Linked DNA regions of Homo sapiens: region 2 is linked to region 1. Evidence: chromatin contacts called from ENCODE Hi-C data. All regions are on one chromosome and are shown on one strand. The core of a region is the stretch at or near the end of the contact, and the rest is flanking DNA. Distances in the headings are between cores, read along the strand shown. Region 1 overlaps JAKMIP1 (janus kinase and microtubule interacting protein 1). Region 2 overlaps TBC1D14 (TBC1 domain family member 14).

What was found. A loop is a pair of places that touch in the nucleus more often than their neighbours do. Pooled maps may share reads with other maps.
Region 2: a map with no recorded cell type shows a loop between it and region 1 (7-fold over the local background). The contact joins two enhancer-like sites. A Hi-C loop is called at or near these places in 2 of 37 single-sample maps with no recorded cell type and 2 of 50 pooled maps.

What each region holds. Positions count from the first base shown.
Region 1 is chr4:6,178,878-6,184,003 of GRCh38, forward strand. All of the region lies in intron 1 of JAKMIP1 (janus kinase and microtubule interacting protein 1), which reads right to left. Among named protein-coding and RNA genes, the nearest start is that of JAKMIP1, 19 kb to the right of the region's middle. RefSeq lists an enhancer at 1,902-2,191. Within about 2 kb of position 2,159, at least 5 of the 41 ENCODE cell types and tissues checked have a DNase peak (open chromatin) inside an H3K27ac peak, as active enhancers do.
Region 2 is chr4:6,961,988-6,967,113 of GRCh38, forward strand. All of the region lies in intron 2 of TBC1D14 (TBC1 domain family member 14), which reads left to right. Among named protein-coding and RNA genes, the nearest start is that of TBC1D14, 55 kb to the left of the region's middle. RefSeq lists an enhancer at 2,228-2,467. Within about 2 kb of position 2,209, at least 9 of the 41 ENCODE cell types and tissues checked have a DNase peak (open chromatin) inside an H3K27ac peak, as active enhancers do.

The DNA of each region.
Region 1 (5,126 bases), core at 909-3,408:
CACATGGGATTGTTCACCAGCTGTCTCCCTGCCCCGGCACAGTGCCTGGCTCGGAGAGCACACTCGGTCATTCATTTATGAATTGTTTCTCTGGAATGTCTTCAGAATGGATTGCCACATCCAAAAAGATCAGGTTACAAAGCTGGTATAGCATATTCCCAGGAAAAAATAAAACTGGGCTATATGTCCAGAGAGTGGTTGGGGAAAGACTAGAATGTGCTTTTCAAACCTTTGTTGCTCTTTTTCATGAAATGGTCTTAGAAGGACCCACAGGCACACCTAGGTCTCCCATGCCACCTTTGCTGAAACCACCTGGGCAGCCCTATGTGGCTGGAGAGAGGGTGAGATTCTCATCTCAAAGCCCCAGATTCACTAACTCTAACCCCTAAATGACTGCTTAACCTCGTGGGGTCTTGGTTTCCTCCTACCATCTTGCATGGTGGTTGAGAGGCTTAAAGAGGAACCTAAAGCACCTGCTCAGGTGAGTACTCAGTAAATGCAACAGCCAAGAGGCAGACTGGATGGAACAGGACAGGAAGGCTGAGCCCCACACAGGGAGACCCTGCCCCATCCACCACCACCTCCTTCCTCTACCTTCCTGACACCCCCTACAGGCACCGTCAAGGGACAACCCTACAAAGCCACAAACCCACAGGAAACCAAGCCCATTGCCCTGACACAAACCTACCTCCTCTGCAAAAGGTGACCCTGCTCATTGCACCAGGCAGAGAACAAGGGAAGGGAAGTGGCCCAGCAGTGGCCCTGAGTCAGGCTGCATGGGTCTCTTGGGGTATCACTCCTGCCCCCAGACCAAAAGCAACAGCTAAACCAAGAGCTGCCACTCAAAAGAAGAGACTATTCTATGCCAGGTAGTATGCTGGGTACACCTCATCTCAATCCATCCTCAAAGCCTCCTTGTAAAACAGGTAGCAATATTATCCCCATATGACAGATAAGGAAACTGAGGCTCAAAGAGGTGAAGTCACTTTCTTAAAATCCATAGCTTGTAAATGACAGAGTCAGGACTTGAACCCAGGTCTCTCTGAATCTAAGACCAGTTCCCAGCTGCCCAAAGAACTGTGTCTGTTTTGTTTTCTATCCCTAGGACCAGCAGCATGCCTGACATCCTCTTAGAAGCCATGCAAGAACATTTGCAGGGATAAACAGCAGGCTCCTTCCTGCACAACAAGCCATGACCCTCTTAGAACAAAGCATATTGACAGAAAATTAAGTGCCACTGAATTAGCCCCAACACTTTCATAAACAGCAGTTTTGAAATACCCCAGTTCATGAAATGCTTCCAATATCAGAAAACCACCAACTTCAATTCCCCACCAAACATACCCACAAACAGAAATAATTTCTGATAAAATTGCTACTCGTAACATTCAGAACCCACAAAAAATTCTCATCAAATAGAAATGAGAGTTGTTTATCAACATTCAAGAGAACATAATGAAGCTTCCTTTAGAACATTCTGTGCACGTGAAGTCTTCTTTCTTATTGAGATTTTCACTATAAAATCTTATCAGCTGCTGAACAGGAGAGAAACTTGGAGGTGAGGATAGGCAATGGGGACCGATACCTGTGCTACAAGAAGAATTAAGCACCATAACAACACAGACACCCCTCTCCCATCAGATAATTTACTACAATTCAACAAACATGCACCAAGTAATAAGTCACCATTTATATAGCTCTCACTGTGTAGCAGGAACTGTTTCAAACTGTCCAAATTACCTAGTATTCTGCAGCCCTGTGACAAGGGTATTCTTAGTACCCCCATTTTAATGGACCAGCAGGAAGGGGTGAAGTACTTTGACCAACATGACCCAATTAGCAAGTGGGGGTGGAGGTTGTAGCAAGTGGATGTTGCAGCTAATTCAGTGACATTTAATTTTCTGTCAACGTGCTTTGTTCTCAGAGGGCCATGGCACATTGAGCAGGGAGGAGTCTAGCTGCTCAAGTCCCAAGCTTAGTATAAAAACTTTTTCTTTTTCAACTGCTACTTGCTGGCTCTTGGCCAACTCATTGCATCATTTTGGAATCTCCCCTTTATTAACGTGCAAAGACCCCTTAAGAAGTCCCAGAAAAGGCCCCAGCCATCAGGTCGTTTCTGTCTCACCTCTGCTGAAATGAGTCAAGAGACTAGCAAGTAACCACACCACCAAGAACAAGAAGGGGTAGTCAGTGACTTCCAAGCAAAGGGCAACTTCTTTTTGTGGTTTCTACATCCTTTCTATACTCACCACCCCGTGTGGGCTTGATATGACTAGATGCTGAACAGGGCGCTCCTTGACAGACACCTACCAAACACCTCCTGTGTGCACAAGGCTTTGTGAGATGTGCTGGTGGACGCAGTTCACATTTCTTAGGCTTCCTCTCAAGAAAGCAGTTCCAGAAAGGGTGGAGGGGAGGGTCATGCTGAGAGAGGAAGAGACCAGGGGCTCGAAGAGTAACACTAATTACAGGCCTGGAGTACATAAACCAAGATGAGCTTACTGCCAGGTTACTACCAGGTCACTATCAGGTTACCACCAGCTCAGTACAGAAGGAAGTCCTTCTCAGGTGCAGACATTTGCAGAGTCCCTCAATGTCTCAGTGGCTCCCCCATCCCTTGAGGAGCTCCTAGCCAAGCAAAGGAGACACTGTAACAAGCCCAGGTGATAACTGGGAGACCAGGGCCTATGGGTGCCAGCGTGGTGAGGGAAGGGACATCCAAAGTGGGCTGTGGAAGGGGTGAAATCAGGATATGCAGATGGAGGAGCAGGGGTCAAAGAAAAGTCAATTGGCATCAGAGAGGGAGAGCAGCAGCAACGCAAGCTCCATTCATTCATTCATTCATTCAACAGCATCCTAGTGCCTGTTCCATGCCAGACCCTGTGCTGAGCCTCAAACATGAATCTCACACAGCCCCTTCCCTCACAGAGCTCTAGCCAGCGGGGAAGAAGACTGTGAATGGCATCAGTCACACACTGTGACCATGGCTGTGACAGACAGATGTACAGGGAGGGACCCGCCCTGGCCTTGGGAGGATGGGTGATGCCCAAGGAGATGAGCCTGTGCAGACAGGAGGAGGAGGGGTCTGGGCAAGTTCAGGGAAAGCAGACGATTCAATAAGGTAAGGGACAGTGTTATGGAGTGAATGTTTATGTCCCCCCAAATTGATACATTGAAACCCTATGGTGGGTAATTAGGTCATCAGGGTGAAGCCCTCATGATGAGATTAGTGACCTTATAAGAAGGGACAGGAAACCAGGCTCGGTGGCTCACACCTGTAATCCCAGCTCTTTGGGAGGCCGGGGAAGGTGGATTGCTTGAGCTCAGTTCAAGACCAGCTTGGGCAACATAATGAGACCTCATCTCTACAAAATTAAAAAAATTAGTCAGGTGTGGTGGTGCATATTTGTAGTCCCAGCTACTTGGGAGGCTGAGGTGGGAGGATCACTTGAGCCCGGGAGCTCAAAGCTGCAATGAACAGTGATTACACCACTGCACTCCAGCCTGGGTAACAGAGCGAGACCCTGTCTCAGAAAAAAAAAAAAAAAAGAAAGAAAGAAAGAAAGAAAAGAAAAGAAAAAAAGGAGGGGGACACAAGAGAGCTTATTTCCTTTCTCTCTCCACCATGCGAGGGCACAGTAAGAAGGCAGCCTCCTGCGAACCAGGAAGAGGGGCCTCACCATGAACCAAGTTGTCTGGCACCATGATCTCAGACTTCCAGCCTCCAGAACGGTGAGAAATAAGCTTCTGTTGTTTCAGCCCCTCTGTCTATGGTATTTCTGCTATGGCAGCCAAATGGTCTGAGACAGTAGGTAACAGCAGGAGCATCAGGAGATAAGGCCACATGTGTGATGACAAGGAGTCTGTGCTTTATCCTGGGCCAGCGGGGAGCCCCTGGAGCAGTGGAGTGACAGTGTGAGTTTCGGAAACATATCACCGTTTCTAGATACAACTGCTCCTTTCCCCAAACACTTCCTATAACTCCACAGCCATCCCGAGGAAGAAGGGAGCAGATATGACCTGGAGATGCCTAGGAAGGCACAGGTCCCTCAAGGTCTGCTCACAGAGACTTGGAGGTCAGGCCAGTGCCAGCTCCCAAGGCAGCCCTTCCTCCCGCTCAGCTCAGCTCAGCTCAGCCAGTGATGGTCCTGGAGGCTCCAGGTTCCCAGGTCCCATCTTAGTAATACAAGGACTCTTGAAGGTTGAGACAGAACAAAGAGCTAAACATGATACAGGCAGATAACAATACCACAGATATCTAGACACACAGATACAGGTGCCCTGCGAAGGGGTGCTGGCTGATGTCTAAAATGGAACAGGGCCAGGTGCAGTGGCTCACGCCTGTAATTCCAGCACTTTGGGAGGCTGAGGCAGGCGCATCACCTGAGGTCAGGAGTTTGAGACCAGTCTGGCCAACATGGTGAAACTCCGTCTGTACTAAAAATACAAAAATTAGCCGGGCTTGGTGGCGGGTGCCTGTAATACCAACTACTTGGGAGGCCGAGGCAGGAGAGTCGCTTGAACCTGGGAGGCAGAGGTTACAGTGAGCCAAGATCATGCCATTGCACTCCAGCCTGGGTGACAGAGCAAGACTCTGTCTCAATAAATAAATAAATAAATAAATAAATAAATTTAAAAAAGAAAGTAAAATGGAACAGAAACTTCAGTACTCAGGGTGCTGGGACTTGGTTTTCAAACCACCTTCCATGGAGTCCTGGTGCTCCTTGAAGATGTTTGGGAGGGCCAGGAGTCAAAGGTCTGGAGCAACAGATGCTTGACTTCTTTTTTCTAGGTGTAATAATTTTAAACTGTGAAAACATCACACCAACTCAAATGGGCTGCAAACCCAATATTAACCCTGGTAGACCCCACTGCAGGGACCTGGGCTGCCAGGTGAACACTCAGCTTTGTGCAGGGCTTGGGGGACAGCCTCTCCTGTCATCTCCAGTGAAATGCACTCTGAGAATGCAAGACAAGTCACTCCCAAAAACGGAATCACAAATGCGGTATGCAAATCGTCACAACAGAATATTTTCACAACCACAACAAAGTCCATTAATACTCAAGATGCCACAGCTGTTCAGATTGCAACTGTCACCCTATACTTTTCGTTTTGAAAGTTGAAT
Region 2 (5,126 bases), core at 959-3,458, 780 kb after region 1:
CTCCTGACTGCAGAGGTGTGTCTGAGCCAAGGCTGATCGATGGGGCTTTTGACACGAGACATCAGCCTTTTAGAAAGAAGAAATGGTTCTCCTCTCATCTTTGCGGACGTTGTCAGGTCTCCTCTCCCACCTGCTGCAGAAGGAGGGATCTGAGTGGGCACCTGGACGAAGGGGCTAGGTAGGAGGTGAGATATGCCAGCACCTAGGCGCTGTGCAGGTATGGATGGTGGCGGGAGAGGCACCACAGCTATGCGCTGGCATGTGTGCATATCGGGGTAGTGGGGCAGGACTCATGAGCTAGAGTCCTGGGCTCTCAGGGAACCCCGCTGCGACGGTGCGGGTGGCACTGACCATGTGTGGGTTGGAGGCAGGGCACCTACAGATATCGATTGTTTACTTGCCGTGCCCTTGATGGTGGGGTTGCGGCAGCTGCAGGTGAGTCTCACCAGGGTTAATGAGTGCTCTGTGTCTGCACAGCAGCTGAGACAGCTTGGAGGCCAACAGCTGCTTGTCCTTAATGCTGCTAGTAGAGTGAGTGCTTTTTCTCCATAGGACAAAGGAGTTTCTTCTTCCCACTGAAGGGCCCTTTGTTGGGGATGCAAAACAAAAGGAGTCCAGCATTCTCTGGGGCAGGGTTGGTAAATGGCCCTCACCCCCTACTGGCCACCCCCCAGCTCTCAGCCTGCTCCAGGGAGGTTGTGGTGGTCTGCCACTCCTTGCCTGCTCTCTCCCAGCCCCCCACTGCCCATTACCCCTTCTTTTCAGAGGGACTCCTTCCTGCTGAGAGGTTACCTCTGTTGAGTTCTCAGTCTCGGGCCTTGATTCGTCTGGGTTGCACTCCCGTTACCTGACCCCTGTGCCTTGCATGTCAGTCCTGCCTCCTCATCGCCCTATACTTGCCTCCCCTGCACACACACACACACGGTGGCTGCTCCATTTGCCAGCAGACGTGTGTAGAACCTACTGCATGCTGGGTAGATCCTGGGGATGCAGAGGTGACTCTACCCTGCCCTCTGGGAGACCCCACCGAAGGTGAAGGCATGTGGAGAGGAGAGGGTATGGATCCATCACATAGGTACAGAATGGAGGGAATGCCCTGTGCCCTGGAAACAGAAGCAGGGGAGCCCAGGCCCGGCAGCTGGTCCGGGAGGGCTCTGCAGAATGCCCCGAGGGCAAGTGCGAGGACTTCCCATGTCGGGGGTGGGACAGGTGCATTTGAAATAGTGAAAAGAGGAAGCTTGGAGCCAGCAGCCCCTCTGTTCTGTCTCCTGTGAGTGTCAGAGATGGTGGCTATGGCCATTGTGTGCTCAGCATCTGAAGGTCAAAGGGTGGGCTGACTCACCGGGCCACACAGCCCATGAAGCAGCAGCTGAGGGACTGCTGGACTCCGGAGCAGCAGCACCAGTGTGGTCTCCCTGTCGGGCAGACAGCACAGATGTTGAAGGGACAGAGCAGATGGGCTCTGCAGTGCCCAGGCTCGCTCCTGCCCAGCTGTGTTCTCTCACTGCACGTGACCTGAGAGTGATGTTTGGTCATGTGACAAGTAGGTGCAGCTCCTTGGCTCCCCCTTGGCCTCCCGGGCCCGGCCACAGCTACGCCAGGACTCCCGATGGCTTGCCCCACCAGAAAGGAGGATGTCCTTTCAGCCCAGACCCCAGGCTACAGCACCTTTTCACTTGTAGTGACTTGTTTTGGGGTCGCACTTCAGCCTCTAACCCACAAAAAAATATATCAACATGCTTTTTATGAGCTTTTCAAAAGTCATGGCCTATCATATGAGCCTAAGCTCTTATGTTAAAAATAATCATGCAACTTTGATTTTGTTTGAGACTGAGTCTCACTGTGTCACCCAGGCTTGGAGTGCAGTGGTGTGATCTCGGCTCACTGCAACCTCCGTCTCCCAGGTTCAAGCGATTCTTTGTGCCTCAGCCTCCTGAGTAGCTGGGATTACAGGCGTGCGCCACCACGCCTGGCTAATTTTTGTATTTTTAGTAGAGACAGGTTTCGCCATGTTGCCCATGTGGTCTCGAACTCCTGGGCTCAGGCAATCCACCCACCTCGGCCTCCCAAAGTACTGGGATTACAGGTGTGAGCCACCGTGCCCAGCCACAACTTTGATTTTTGACATTAATTTTTATCTGCACTACCTTTGTACAGACTAATAATAGTGTTAGCCGAGACCTGAAAAACCAAGGTTTCTGTTCCTCTTAGTCGTCCTCCTGCCAGCCCGTTTCAGTGAATAACACTCCAGCTTGTGCTCAACCTTCCAGACCACGAATCTGGGAGCCACTCACCCAGACTTCTCCTTTCTGCACATCCCCACACTCCGCGGCTTCTGTGCAATTCTCCCGTCCATTCCTTACACCCTCTGCAGCTCCTGTCCCTCCAGAGTAGAGAGGCCTGTCCCGGATCCTGGTGCCTTCCCCTTCCTGACTGCAGTTTCCCAGAGACAGACAACGCCTCTTCAGCAAAATGTATACCCTTAGTGAACCCAAGTTCTGGATGCCAGGTTCTTAGTGTCTTCTACTGCCTGAAGTTTTAACCTGGTTTAATTGCCTAAGTCCTTCACTGATGGCGAAATCTTAGATGTTAAACGGATTGAATCTCAGACAATTCAAAGTTCATTTTCTTTTTCTTTCTTTTTTTGAAACAAGGTCTTGCTCTGTCGCCCAGGCTGGAGTGCAGTGGCACGATCATAGTGAAAGTCCATTTCTTATAAATAGAAATTACCTTGGGCTATGAAACTATTTCCGAAATGATTATAACCACAACAGAAAAGGAAGGAAACAGTGAAACTATTTGTTTTATTTTTTTGAAAGTTTCTGTAACTTTATTTTGATAAAATTTCAAATTTACTAAAAAACTGCAGAAAACCCCCGGAACTCCAATATATTCTTTACCAGATTTACCAACTGTGTGCATTTGGCTCCATTTGTTCTACTTCTCTTTACGTGTGATAGTATATATGCATATTTTTTCCTGTGCCATTAGAAGAGTAAGTTTGAGATACCATGTCTGTTTACCCTTAAATATATCAGCATATTTCCTAAGAACAAGGGCATTCCCTTATGTAACCACAGAACAGTTGTCAAAATGAGGTCACTTAGCATTAATCCAATGTTGTTGTCAAATCCACAGTCTGTAACCATACTTCATCAATTGTCCCAATAATCTTTTTTTTTTTTGGCGATAGAGTCTCACTCTGTCGCCCCCAGGCTGGAGTGCAATGGTGTGATCTTGGCTCACTACAACCTCCGCCTCCTGGGTTCAAGCGATTCTCCTGCCTCAGCCTCCCGAGTAGCTGGGATTACAGGCATGAGCCACTGCACCTGGCCCTCTTTCATGTCCTTTTAATCTGAAACAGTTCCTCAGCCTTTCTTTGTTTTCATGACATTGACATTTTGAGAGCTTATAGGTCCATTATTGTATAAATTGTCTCAGTCTGGGTGTGTCTGCTTCTCTTCATGATTGGATTCAGGTCATGCATTCTTGGGCATCAGCGCCATTGACTTGGTGTGTTGTTCCCCATGCATCAGATCAGATGTCCTGTGCCATCTGTCCTGGCTTTTTAAAAAATAGAGACAAGTGTCTTGCTCTGTCACTCAGACTGGTGGTGTAATCATAGCTCACTGTAACCTTGAACTCCTGGGTTCCAATGATATCGCCTTAGCCTCCCCAGTAGCTAGGGCTGCTGATACATGCCACCGTACCTGGCTAATTTAAAAAGATTATGTGTAGAGACAGAGTCTCACTACCTTGCTCAGGTGAGTCTCAAACTCTTGGCCTCCTAAAGTGCTGAGATTATAGGTGTGAGCCACCACTCCTCGCTGGTGATGTTAGCTTTGATCACTTGGCTGAGGTGTGTCCCTCAGGTTTCTCCGGCATAAGATTAACTATTTTGCTTCATGTAATTAATAAGGAATTTGTAGGAGACACTTTCAAACTGTGTAAAAATCCATTCCTCATTGAGCTTTCCCCACTGGTGTAAGCATCTGTTGATCATTTCCTAGCTCCATTGGTCTCTCCTTACTAGGTGACTTCCCAAGAGCTTTCCTCCTCCTCCATTAATTTCTATGTTTGTTTATTTGTACCTATATGGGCTAGTGGATTTCTCTTTTATTCAGTGAGTTATAATCCATTGTTCTCATTATTTGGATGAGTAAATTGTTCCAGATTGAGTCAGTGGGAGCCTATTCAGGCTGGCTACTGTTTCTTTTAGACACGTCCCAGTATTTCTTTGAGAACTTTCTTTCTAGTCCAGCAAGATGCTGCAGGCTCATCTTGTACTTTCTAGTAAGTCCTGGAAGCCATTTGTTTTTAATGAATGCATTGATACAGTGCATTCCAAAATTTTATTTTGTGTTAATACTACTAGTTGGGATTTATTTGTGTTATTTGGAACTTTTGTTTACATGTTCTTTGGAGAGAAGACCTTGTGATCATCTCATGAGTAACTTTCTTTTTATGATATGTGAATACTCATTATAAATAGGTAATACAGATTTACCTTGTACATAATTTAAGCTAGGGGTTACGTACTAAAGCAGCTGTTACTCTTTAACACTAATTGTGTACTTGAAATTTTAATTTGTATAACAACCTTGTAGAACATGGGGCAGTGTGCCCTTGTTAAATGTAGGAAACTGAGGCTCAGAGGTTAATATACTGGTCCAGTGTCATGTGGCTAATGAATGGTTGAGCCAGAGTTTCAATTCAGTTTAGTCTGACTTCAAAGCTTACTTTTTCTGATACCCTTTGTTATGACATAACACATTTTCTTACTCTAAATTATAGAATTAGTTGAATAACAAAAAGGTTTTTTGTTTGTGTGTTTGATTTTGAGACGGAGTCTTGCTCTGTCACCCAGGCTGGAGTGCAGTGGCACGATCTCAGCTCACTGCAAGCTCCGCCTCCCAGGTTCATGTCATTCTCCTGCCTCAGCCTCCCGAGTAGCTGGGACTACAGGTGCCTGCCACCATGCTGGGCTAATTTTTTGTATTTTTAGTAGAGACGGGGTTTCACCATGTTAACCAGGATGGTCTCGATCTCCTGACCTCGTGATCTGCCCACCTCGGCCTCCCAAAGTGCTGGGATTACAGGCGTGAGCCACTGCACCTGGCCAACAA